Regions from separate parts of the Homo sapiens genome. Here region 2 is linked to region 1. A link is an interaction called in ENCODE POLR2A ChIA-PET data of the cell type or tissue named here. Cell type or tissue: B cell. All regions are shown on one strand.

The links. Peaks named below come from ENCODE experiments on the same cell type or tissue, not always from the same donor. Only the 100,000 strongest peaks of a DNase experiment are listed, where the experiment ranks them.
Region 2: POLR2A ChIA-PET joins it to region 1 with 6 read pairs; 1 of 35 experiments calls an interaction of 5 or more read pairs at or near these places.

Annotation. Positions count from the first base shown.
Region 1 is chr19:516,821-521,820 of GRCh38, reverse strand. TPGS1 (tubulin polyglutamylase complex subunit 1) reads right to left here. Exons shown (of 2, transcript NM_033513.3): 2 at 2,167-2,932. The coding sequence ends at 2,398. Among named protein-coding and RNA genes, the nearest start is that of MADCAM1-AS1, 11 kb to the right of the region's middle. RefSeq lists an enhancer at 2,457-3,363. In B cell, no CTCF peak of the experiment used is centred here; a DNase peak (open chromatin) is centred at 2,767.
Region 2 is chr19:1,054,687-1,059,686 of GRCh38, reverse strand. ABCA7 (ATP binding cassette subfamily A member 7) reads right to left here. Exons shown (of 47, transcript NM_019112.4): 28 at 4,993-5,000; 29 at 4,809-4,907; 30 at 4,336-4,590; 31 at 3,748-3,780; 32 at 3,444-3,621; 33 at 3,188-3,357; 34 at 2,603-2,780; 35 at 2,258-2,373; 36 at 1,628-1,772; 37 at 1,418-1,541; 38 at 940-1,069; 39 at 747-867; 40 at 602-664. Among named protein-coding and RNA genes, the nearest start is that of ARHGAP45, 10 kb to the left of the region's middle. RefSeq lists an enhancer at 3,004-3,503. In B cell, no CTCF peak of the experiment used is centred here; DNase peaks (open chromatin) are centred at 1,521 and 2,176; H3K27ac peaks cover 392 bases.

The DNA.
Region 1 (5,000 bases):
TAATGCTGACATCATGAAGCTTCCATAAAATCCCTAGGCCGCGTGTGGTGGCTCACGCCTGTAATCCCAGCACTTTGGGAGGCTGAGGTGGGTGGATCACCTGAGGTCAGGAGCTTGAGACCAGCCTGGCCAACGTGGTGAAACCCCGTCTCTACTAAAAATACAAAAGTTAGCCAGGTGTGGTGGTGGGCGCCTGTAATCCCAGGTACTCAGGAGGCTGAGCCAGAAGAATCGCTTGAACTCAGGAGGGGGAGGTTGCAGTGAGCCGAGATTGCGCCACTGCACTCCAGCCTGGGTGGCAGAGCAAGACTCCGTCTCAAAAATGAACAAACAAACAAAAAACCACGAAACCCTAGAGAACTGGGTTCTGGGGAGCTTCCAAGAGCTGAACATGTGGAGATGCCTGGAAGCTCTGAGATGGTGCCCTGTGCATCCTCATGGCACTCCAATCCCCACCCTACACGTACCTCACCTGTGGTCCCTTCTTCTGCTATCTTTGCCACATCCTTTATAGTAAACCAGGAAACACAAGTGTTTCCGAGTTCAGTGAGCTGCTCCAGCAAATTAATTGAACCCAAAGGGGTGCTGGGAACCCCAACTTGAACCCGGCCAGACCGAAGTCCTGGAAGCCCAGATTCGCAACTGGTGTCTGAAGAGGGAGAGGCTCGGGGACTGAGCCCTCGGCCTGTGGGATCTGACACTATCTCTGGGTAGAAGGCGTCAGAGCTGAATTAAGAGGACACCCGGCTGGCGTCTGCTGGTTGGTGTGTGGGAAAAAACGCTCCCACATGTGGTCACAGAAGTCTTTTCTGTGTGGATGACTGTGATGTGGCGGTGACAGCAGGGGAGAAACAAGGCTTGAGTGTTCTCTATGTCCGATTGGACCCCCTCCACCAGAACAGGCTGTGGGGACTCCCATTTAACAGGAGACACTGAGGCCAAGGGAGTGAAGTCACCTGCCAGCAACTGGAGCTGGAGTTCTGGATTCACTTTTTATTTTTTTATTTTTTTGAGACGGAGTCTCGCTCTGTCACCCAGGCTGGAGTGCAGTGGCGCGATCTCGGCTCACTGCAAGCTCCGCCTCCTCGGTGCACGCCATTCTCCTGCCTCAGCCTCCAGAGTAGCTGGGACTACAGGTGCCCGCCACCACGCCCGGCTCATTTTTTGTATTTTTAGTAGAGACAAGGTTTCACCATGTTAGCCAGGATGGTCTCCATCTCCTGACCTCGTTATCCACCTGCCTCTGCCTCCCAAAGTGCTGGGATGACAGGCGTGGGCCACTGCGTCTGGCCTGTTTTTTTTTTGTTGTTGTTGTTTTGTTTTTGAGACAGGGTCTCACTCTGTCGCACAGATTGGAGTGCAGTGGCTCAATCTCGGCTCACTGCCACTTCTGCCTCCTGGGTTCAAGTTATTCTCCTGCCTCAGCCTCCTGAGTAGCTGGGATTACAGGCGCCTGCCACCACAGCCCAGCTTTTTTTTTTTTTCGTATTTTTAGTAGAGACAGGGTTTCACCATGTTGGTCAGGCTGATCTTGAACTCCTGACCTCAAGTGATCCGCCGCCTTAGCCTCCCAAAGTGCTGGGGTTACAGGTGTGAGCCACCACGCCCGGCTGGATTCGCTCTTGCAGTCTGAGAAGTGATTCTGGTTGGTGGTGGTGGGCACTGGGGGATACCGGACGACCCTCCCCACCGGTGGCGAGTGGGCTGCGTTCTGGAGCAGGCCGGGCGCAGATCCCAGCTGAGCCCTTGCTGAGGGTGTAACCTCCGCTGCCTGGGCCTGGGAATCAATCACATGAGGCACTTCAGTTCCTGGGAAGTGTTAGGGCTGTTGTCTCACCAATGTCACTACCATCTGCCCAGCTGGCCTCTTCATTTGACATCTGGGGAGACTGAGGCTCAGGGAGGATACCTGGGCCGGGCGGGGCTGGAGGGCCCGGGCCCTGCGTTCCAGAAGAGCCGCCTGCTCTCCGGCTTCAGGCTCCGCAGGGCCCCGTGGGGCGTCCCCCTCCGCTGCTCCCACCAGGCCGGGTCCAGGGGTCCCGGCGTTTCCGGCCTCGAATCCAGCCTCCAGTCGCCGCGGTTCCGGGGCCGTGGGTGACCTGCTGGGGAAAAGCGTCTTCTGCGGGCACCGGGGCTGGGAGGCGGGCGCTCGCATACACACCAGCGTCAGCCTCGCAACACATTTTATTAGCGTGGGGCAGGGGCTCCCGCGGGGGTGGAGGGGCGGCCGCGGCGCTGTGTGGGGACCGGGCGTCCGCTTCCTGGGAGCCCCGGCCTCCTCCGCAGGGCTGGGCGCCTGGTTATGGCAGGGCCTCACCAGGGCGAAGGGAAGGCTCCGCGCGCCCCGCACGCGGGGACCCCCCAGCGCAGATCCCGGATCCGCGCGGCCCACGGGCCTCAGCCCACCGGCTTGACCTTCGCGATGAAGAGCGCGGCGGCCCTCTCCAGAAACTCCTCGCGGGTCATGGGCGCGCTGGGCCGCCGCCCCCCGACGGCGCGGTCCAGCGCCAGCGCCAGGCTGTCGGGCCCCAAGCGCGAGCCGGCCTCCAGGAAGCGCGCGGGCGCGGCGGCGTCGCTGGCCTGCAGCGCGCCCTCCAGGGTGTCCAGCACGGCCTGGCCCACGCGGCGGTCGGCCACGGCGGCGGCCGAGTCCTCCAGCAGCTGGAAGAGCGCGCCGGCGCGCGCCACGAACTCCAGCAGCACGAAGCAGGTGAGTGTGCCCGCGCGGAAGACGCTCAGCGGCACCGCCTCGTGGTCACGGCACTGCACCTTGCGCAGCAGCGGCGCCACCACCTCCTCGGGGGCTTGGCCGTCCCGGCAGATGCGCCTGAGCAGCTCGCTGTAGGTGCGCCCGTCCAGCCCCGGCCTCTTCCTGCGCCCGCCGGCGCTCAGGCACTCGTAGGCCACGCTCACGTTGTTGTTGAAGGCGGCCCTGCGGAGACGGGGACGTTGGGGGCCGGCAGAGACCGCGCGCCCACCCAGCCCCAGCCTCCCCTCCTCGCCAGGCCTATGCCCTAGCCTCCCCGACCCCCCAGCCAGCCCTGGCCTCCCCTCTCCTCCTACCCCCCATCCCCGGCCTCCCCTCCTCCTCACCCTCTATCCCTGAAGCTCCTCTCTTGAGCCCCCGCCTCCCTTCTCCCAGCTAGGGCCTCTCCTCCCCGCAGCATCCCCAGCCCGGGCCTCTCCTCCCCCAAGCATCCCCAGCCCGGGCCTCTCCTCCCCCCAGCATCCCCAGCCCAGGCCTCCCTCCTCCCAGTCCCCTCCCAGCCCAGGCCTCCCTCCCCCAAGCATCCCCAGCCTGGGCCTCTCCTCCCCCAGCATCTCCAGCCCAGGCCTCCTCCTCTCAGCCCCCTCCCAGCCCTGGCCTCTCCTCCCCCCAGTATCCCAAGCCCAGGCCTCCCTCCTCCCAGCCCCTACCCAGCCCGGGCCTCCCTCTTCCCAGCCCCTACTCAACCTGGGCCTCCCCTCCCCACCCCACCAGCACTCCCAGCCTGGGCCTCCCTCCTCCCAGCCCCTACCCAGCCTGGACCTCCCCTCCTCCCAGCTCCCACCCAGCCTGGCCTCCCTCCTCCCAGCCCCTACCCAGCCGGGGCCTCCCTCTTCCCAGCCCCTACTCAACCTGGGCCTCCCCTCCCCACCCCACCAGCACTCCCAGCCTGGGCCTCCCTCCTCCCAGCTCCCACCCAGCCTGGCCTCCTTCCTCCCAGCACCCCCCAGCCCGGGGCTCCCTCCTCCCAGCACCCACCCAGCCAGGCCTTCCTCCTCCCAGCACCCCCTCAGCCTGGGCCTCCCCTCCCCACCAGCACCCCCAGCCTCGGCCTCCTCCCAACCTGGATCTCCCTCCTCCCAGCCTCTACCCAGCCTGGGCCTCCTCCCAACCTGGATCTCCCTCCTCCCAGCCTCTACCCAGCCTGGGCCTCCTCCTCCCAGCCCCCACCCAGCCTGGCCTCCCTCCTCCCAGCACCGCCCAGCCCGGGCCTCCCCTCCCCACCAGCACCCCCAGCCTCGGCCTCCTCCTCCCAACCTGGGTCTCCCTCATCCCCGCCTCCACCCAGCCTGGCCTCCCCCGTCCCAGCCCCTACCCAGCCTCGGCCTCCTCCTCCCAGCACCCCCCAGCCTGGCCTCCCCCCTCCCAGCCCCCACCCAGCCTGGCCTCCGTCCTCCCAGCACCCCCCAGCCTGGGTCTCCCCCCTTCTAGCCCCCACCCAGCCTGGCCTCCCTCCTCCCAGCCCCCACCCATCCTGGCCTCCCCCCTCCCAGCCCCCACCCAGCCTGGCCTCCGTCCTCCCAGCACCCCCCAGCCTGGGCCTCCCCCCTTCCAGCCCCCACCCATCCTGGCCTCCATCCTCCCAGCCCCCACCCAGCCTGGCCAGCCCCCACCCAGCCTGGCCTCCCCCCTCCCAGCCCCCACCCAGCCTGGCCTCCCCCCTCCCAGCCTCCACCCAGCTCAGGCCTCTCCTCCCCGCAGCTCCCATCCAGCCCTGGCTTCCCAGCTCCAACTGGACCGGCCTCAGGGCCTCTGCAAGGGCCGTGACACTGCCTTCCCCCAGATCTCCCTCACCTCCTCCCTGGTCTCCTCCAGGTCTCTCCTCAAATGTCGCCTCCCCTGACCCCTAACTCCTTTCCTCCTGTTTTCTTCCTAGTGGTCATCCTGTCTCACTCGCTGTCCCACATCCCTGTGAGCTTCATGTCTCCCACCAGTGTGAGCACCTGCCCTCCAGGGCCGGAAGTTCGTCTTGGTTATAGCCCTGGTGCCCAGAACACTGCCCTGCCCACAGTAGGTGCTCAGTAAATGTCTTGAATCAACGGCAGGCATCTGTCTGGGGCATCTGGCCCCAGTGAAGAAGGAATTAGTGAAATCAGCTCTAACCTAATAGTAGTAGTCATAGAAATTTTAAAATCCTCTTAAAGTTGCTGCAAAGTGTGACCCCCACCCTTACACTCAAGTTAAAAGAGAATGTTAACAGCCTGTCTTCTCTCTGTAGTCAGTGGACCTTATC
Region 2 (5,000 bases), 540 kb before region 1:
GAGGCTGAGGCAGGAAAATGGTGTGAACCCGGGAGGTGGAGCTTGTAGTGAGCCGAGATCTCACCACTGCACTCCAGCCTGGGCGACAGAGTGAGACTCCGTCTCTAAAAAAAGATAAAATAGGGCAGGTGTGGTGGCTCACGCTTGTAATCCCAGCACTCTGGGAGGCTGAGGCGGGTGGATCACGAGGTCAGGAGATGGAGACCATCCTGGCTAACACGGTGAAACCCCGTCTCTGCTAAAAATACAAAAAAATTAGCCGGGCGTGGTGGTGGGCGCCTGCAGTCCCAGCTACTCGGGAGGCTGAGGCAGGAGAATGGCATGAACCCGGGAGGTGGAGCTTGCAGTGAGCTGAGATCCCACCACTGCACTCCAGCCTGGGAGACAGAGTGAGACTCCATCTCAAATAAATAAATAAATAAATAAATAAATAAATAATAATATAATAAAATAAAAATAGGAGCACAAATATTGGCATACAGTAGGTGCCCAATAAAAGGTGGTGGATACACAGTAGGTGTTCAGTAAAGGATGATGGGCAGGGCATGCAGTAGGGCAGCCACTCACTGTCCCTGCACCTGGCCTCCACCCCTGGACTCACCTCACCAGGGGGAATCCCCAGGCACAAGCGGTCAACAGCTGGCATCCTCTGCCCACGGTATACCTGGGAGAGTGCAGGTCTTTCAGAAAGGTGAGTGGGCCAGTGGGAGCACCCCCCACCCAGCAGTCGACCTGACCACACCTACCTTGGTCAAGTTCCTCAGCACCAACACATCCCCCTGGGTGGCTCCTTGGACCACCCGCTCCCGTTCACGGGCTACATCCTCGTCCTCCTCTCCCAGGAGTGGCAGAGACCTCACCCTGGGCCTGGGGACAGAATATCTGTGGGCTTAAAGTAGGTCCTTGGCCCCTGCCACCCTCTCCATAGACCTCACTAACTGTGGCAGGAGTTGGCTTCGGTGCTGCAGCAGTAGTGTGAAGAGAAGGAAGAGGGGCCCCTGTATCACCATGGCCAAGAGGTTCTTGCCGACCACCTCCCAGCGCAGGGGTGACTGGAACTGCCTGTCTCCTGTGGATATAGAAAGGAGGGACTGGGTCCATGAGAGTCTTGGTTTCTGGCCCTTTCTCCATCCATGTCACTCTGGATTCTTAAGGGAAAGGAACACAAATTGGATAGGCCACTCAGCTGGAGTCTAATTGGCATAGAAAACAGAAGAGGCCTCTTGTGATGTAATCTAAGAATTAGCTTTTTATGGCTGCTTTCTTGTACCTCCAACTTGGCCCAACCTTAGGGCCACCTAAGAACCCTGGCTGTCTCCCTGGGGGGCTGTTTTTCTCCACTCTGTATAATTAACTCTAGGTCTCCAAGGGTGCTAGCTATCTGTAGCCATGGCCCCACCTGACAGGAAGTTCTCACCCAAGCGCTCAAAGGCATCAGCCATGGCCTGGTTCCGCACCATGTCAATGAGCCCCCGGCCCAAGCAGAAGTGGGGGAAGATAAGGAAGACCTGTTTCAAGATCCGGCTCACCTCCTGCAGCTTCTGCTCAAGGGTGGGAGACGGATGTTGGTCAGGGGCTGAGTCCAACGACCCAACCCAGCCCAAGCCCCAGCCTCGTGGTGCCCCACCTGATCAGAGAAGAGCTCAAGCACAAAGGTGGCCATGCTTCCATTGATGCCAATAAAGAGGTTTATGCAGGTGAGCACCACATAGGCTGTGCTGGGCACGGAGAAGAAGAAGGAGGCTGGGTACATGAGCGGTGTGATCGACCAGCTGAAGGGACAATAGGAGTCACTGGAGTAACCACTCAGACTGAGAAGCCCTGAGAGGAATAAAAATCTCCATTCCCATCTTCTCTGCCTTAGACCTTGACATTTTCACCCAAAGCACATTTCTGTTTTTTTTTTTTTCTTTCTCTCTTTCTCTTTCTCTCTCTTTCTTTCTTTTTTAGAGGTGGGTCTCTCTATGTTTCCCAGGCTGGTCTCAAACTCCTGGCCACAAGCAGTCCTCCTGCCTCGGCCTCCCAAAGTACTGGAATTACAGGCATGGGCTGCCTTAGAACTCTACTAATATGAGTCAGGATAAGATGAGCTTTTAAGGCCACCTTGGCACACCACTGAATTGGATCACACACGGCATCACCTCAGACCTCCATATCCTCTCCTTGGGAGTCACTGCAGAGTTCTATCTCAGCAGCATTAATGTGGAAGGCAGTAAGGGGTCAGTAAGAATAGGCCCTGAGGGACTGGGGGCCTCACCCATACAGTAGTAGCAACAGCAGGAGAGCAGGCAGGTTGGCAGGGGCCACATATGCCCTCTGCTGGAAGGCCAGAAAGATGAGCACCACGATGCATGCTGGCACCAAGTAGTTACACTGCATTGGAGATGGCAGTTACCTTTATCAGCCTAAAGAGGTGGGCACTGCCACCCTCAGCCCTGTTCCCACCCTGACCTCCTTGCTTTTTGAGTAGGAAGGCACAAAGTCTCCCACAATCCTCAAGACTTTACCCAGGCCATCTTGGACAAGCCCCTGCCTACAAGGGGCCAGACAGGGCAGTGGCAAGCAGTGGCTGGGCCCCCACCCGTCCAAGCAGCCCCCGCACCATGTCCCAGAGAAAGTTGCCAAGCCAGTAGAGGGTGGGGGACAGGCCCCCCATGAGCTGCAGGTGCTTGGCTCGGGTGACTCGCTCCTCAATGAGGACAAGAGTGAAGCTGGCCGGGACAAAGGACATGGCAAAGACCACACAGATGGAGACGAGGACGTCCACCGAGGAGGCCATCCTGGAGGTGAAGACATGAGAGCTGTTGTAGGGTGAGGGTGCATGGGTTGCTCAGAGCAGAGCTGAACACGCCATTGATGGGACAAAGGTCTATGGGGCAGTCAGCAGTGGCAGAGATGGCAGGGGCAATTTAGGGATGAGGGTGCCTGGGATTTGGCAGCAGAGGTTGTACAGGTCTCAGGCAGGATAAAGGTTGGTGGGATGAGGATGTGTGGGGGAGGCTGGGGCCCGCTGAGTCTGAGGAGGTCCCATTTCCCTGGCTTAGGGAGCAGAGGAACAGTTTCTATCCCCCATTTATAAAGCAAGAGTGTGTCAGGGTTCAAATCCAGCTCCCACCACCCCAAACGACAGAGAAATGGAGGCAGGGTAGGACGTGCAGGGTAGGACATGCAGGGTGGAGGGACTCACAGTGCACCCTCAGACAGCTGCTCCTTGGTGAGGTTCAAGGGGTGGTTGAGTGTGGTGATGCTGTGGGCGTGGCGGGCCGGGCCTGGGGGCAGGTGAGCACGGAGGATTGCGTTGCTGGCTCGGTTGACAAAGGCCACCATGGAGTGCCAGCCTTTGTTGTTGAACCAGATCTGGGTGGGGGTCAAGGTCATAGGGTCAGAGCAATGGGGTTGGACCTTGCTGTGACAGGACGCCCACCTGCCCCCCCAGTTCCCACCTTGAGACTGTCCTGAGCATCCAGGCTGTGAGCCCAGGCTGTGAGGTTTTTCAGGACACGGTCGAGGGCCCCGCCAGGCAGGGGACTCAGCAGCGCCCACAACTCCTCCACTGAGCGGCCCAACTCTTGGCCCGAGGGCAGGCCTGGGTCTCGGCCCCCCAGCGAGAAGCCTCCGTATCTGTGGGGCCATGCAGGCAGGGAAGGGGAGCTGAGGGCCGGGGGGGCCGGGAGAGCTCCCAGGGGGCAGGCAGAGGGCATGGGAGTGGAACTGGGGCAGGGGACCCCAAGCTAGACCCCTCCTCACCTGACCTCATTCACCCACTTCTTAGTCTTCAGGCTGTGGGAGAGATGGACAGAGACACAGGCAGACAGGGATGTGGGACAGAGAGAGAGATGGTGAGAGGGGAGCACAGAGTCAAGGGTGGACAAAAACAGGAAAGAAAGCCGGGCGCGGTGGCTCCTGCCTGTAATCCCAACACTTTGGGAGGCCAAGGCGGGTGGATCACCTGAGGTCAGGAGTTCGAGACCAGCCTGGCAACACGGTGAAACCCCATCTCTACTAAAAATACAAAAATTAGTCGGGAGTGGTGGTGCGTGCCTGTAATCCCAGCTACTCGGGAGGCTGAGGGAGGAGAATCGCTTGAAACTGGGAGGTGGAGGTTGCAATGAGCTGAGATCACACCTCTGCACTCCAGCCTGGGCAACAGAGGGAGACTCCATCTCAAAAAAAAAAAAAAAAAAAAAGAGGAAAGGAAGGTACGCGAGACTCCCAGCCCGTAGCCCCAAGCTGGGCATCCAACCCCTCCACTTCCTCCTCCAGGACCACACCAGCCCCAGCAACCCAAGGACCCATGCTATAGCCAGGGAAACTGAGTCCCAGGGCATGGCTCACCCCTGGCGCACCAGGCGCGGGTAGGTCTTGACCAGGAAGTCAGACAGGTTCCGGCCTGTCAGGTTCTGAACCACTTCCCCAGAGCCGGTCACTGCCTGGGGCGGAGGGGGACCACCAGCTGCAGCCGGGCAGTCGGGCAGCAGGCGCCGGGCACCGGGCCGGCTACACTGGCAGGCTGGGGATGGAGACTCTGGGGTCCAGTTGCCACTGGCCAAGACCTTGGCCACTTCAGCAGGAACTTCTGGTGCCGAGAACCTGCAGACAATGGGCTGTGCACACTCAAGGGCGCTGCAGGGTCAAGGTGAAGGTCTGTGGGCACCCAGCTTCTGGGGGTTCCTGGAGCCACAGAGGCTCCCAGCTCCCAGGTGGGCACAGGGGATGCTCCAGGTGCCCCCTGAGGCTCCCTGGCCAGGGACCAGATGGGAAAACTGAGGCCAGAGAGGGGAAAGGTCCAGGCCAACAAGACGCCTCACCTGTGGGAGCTATGCTGCACTGGGGGCTCCTCCAGTCCTGCCTCCTGCAGCAGCGCCTCGAGCAGCCGGGCACGTCCAGGGTCCCCTGGGGCGTCCTCACTGTGTGTGAGGGGAGATGTAGGGTCAGGGCTGTACCCCCAGGTCCCTAGTCTTCCTGCCACCAGCCCCTTCCTTCTGCACCCACCTGAAGAA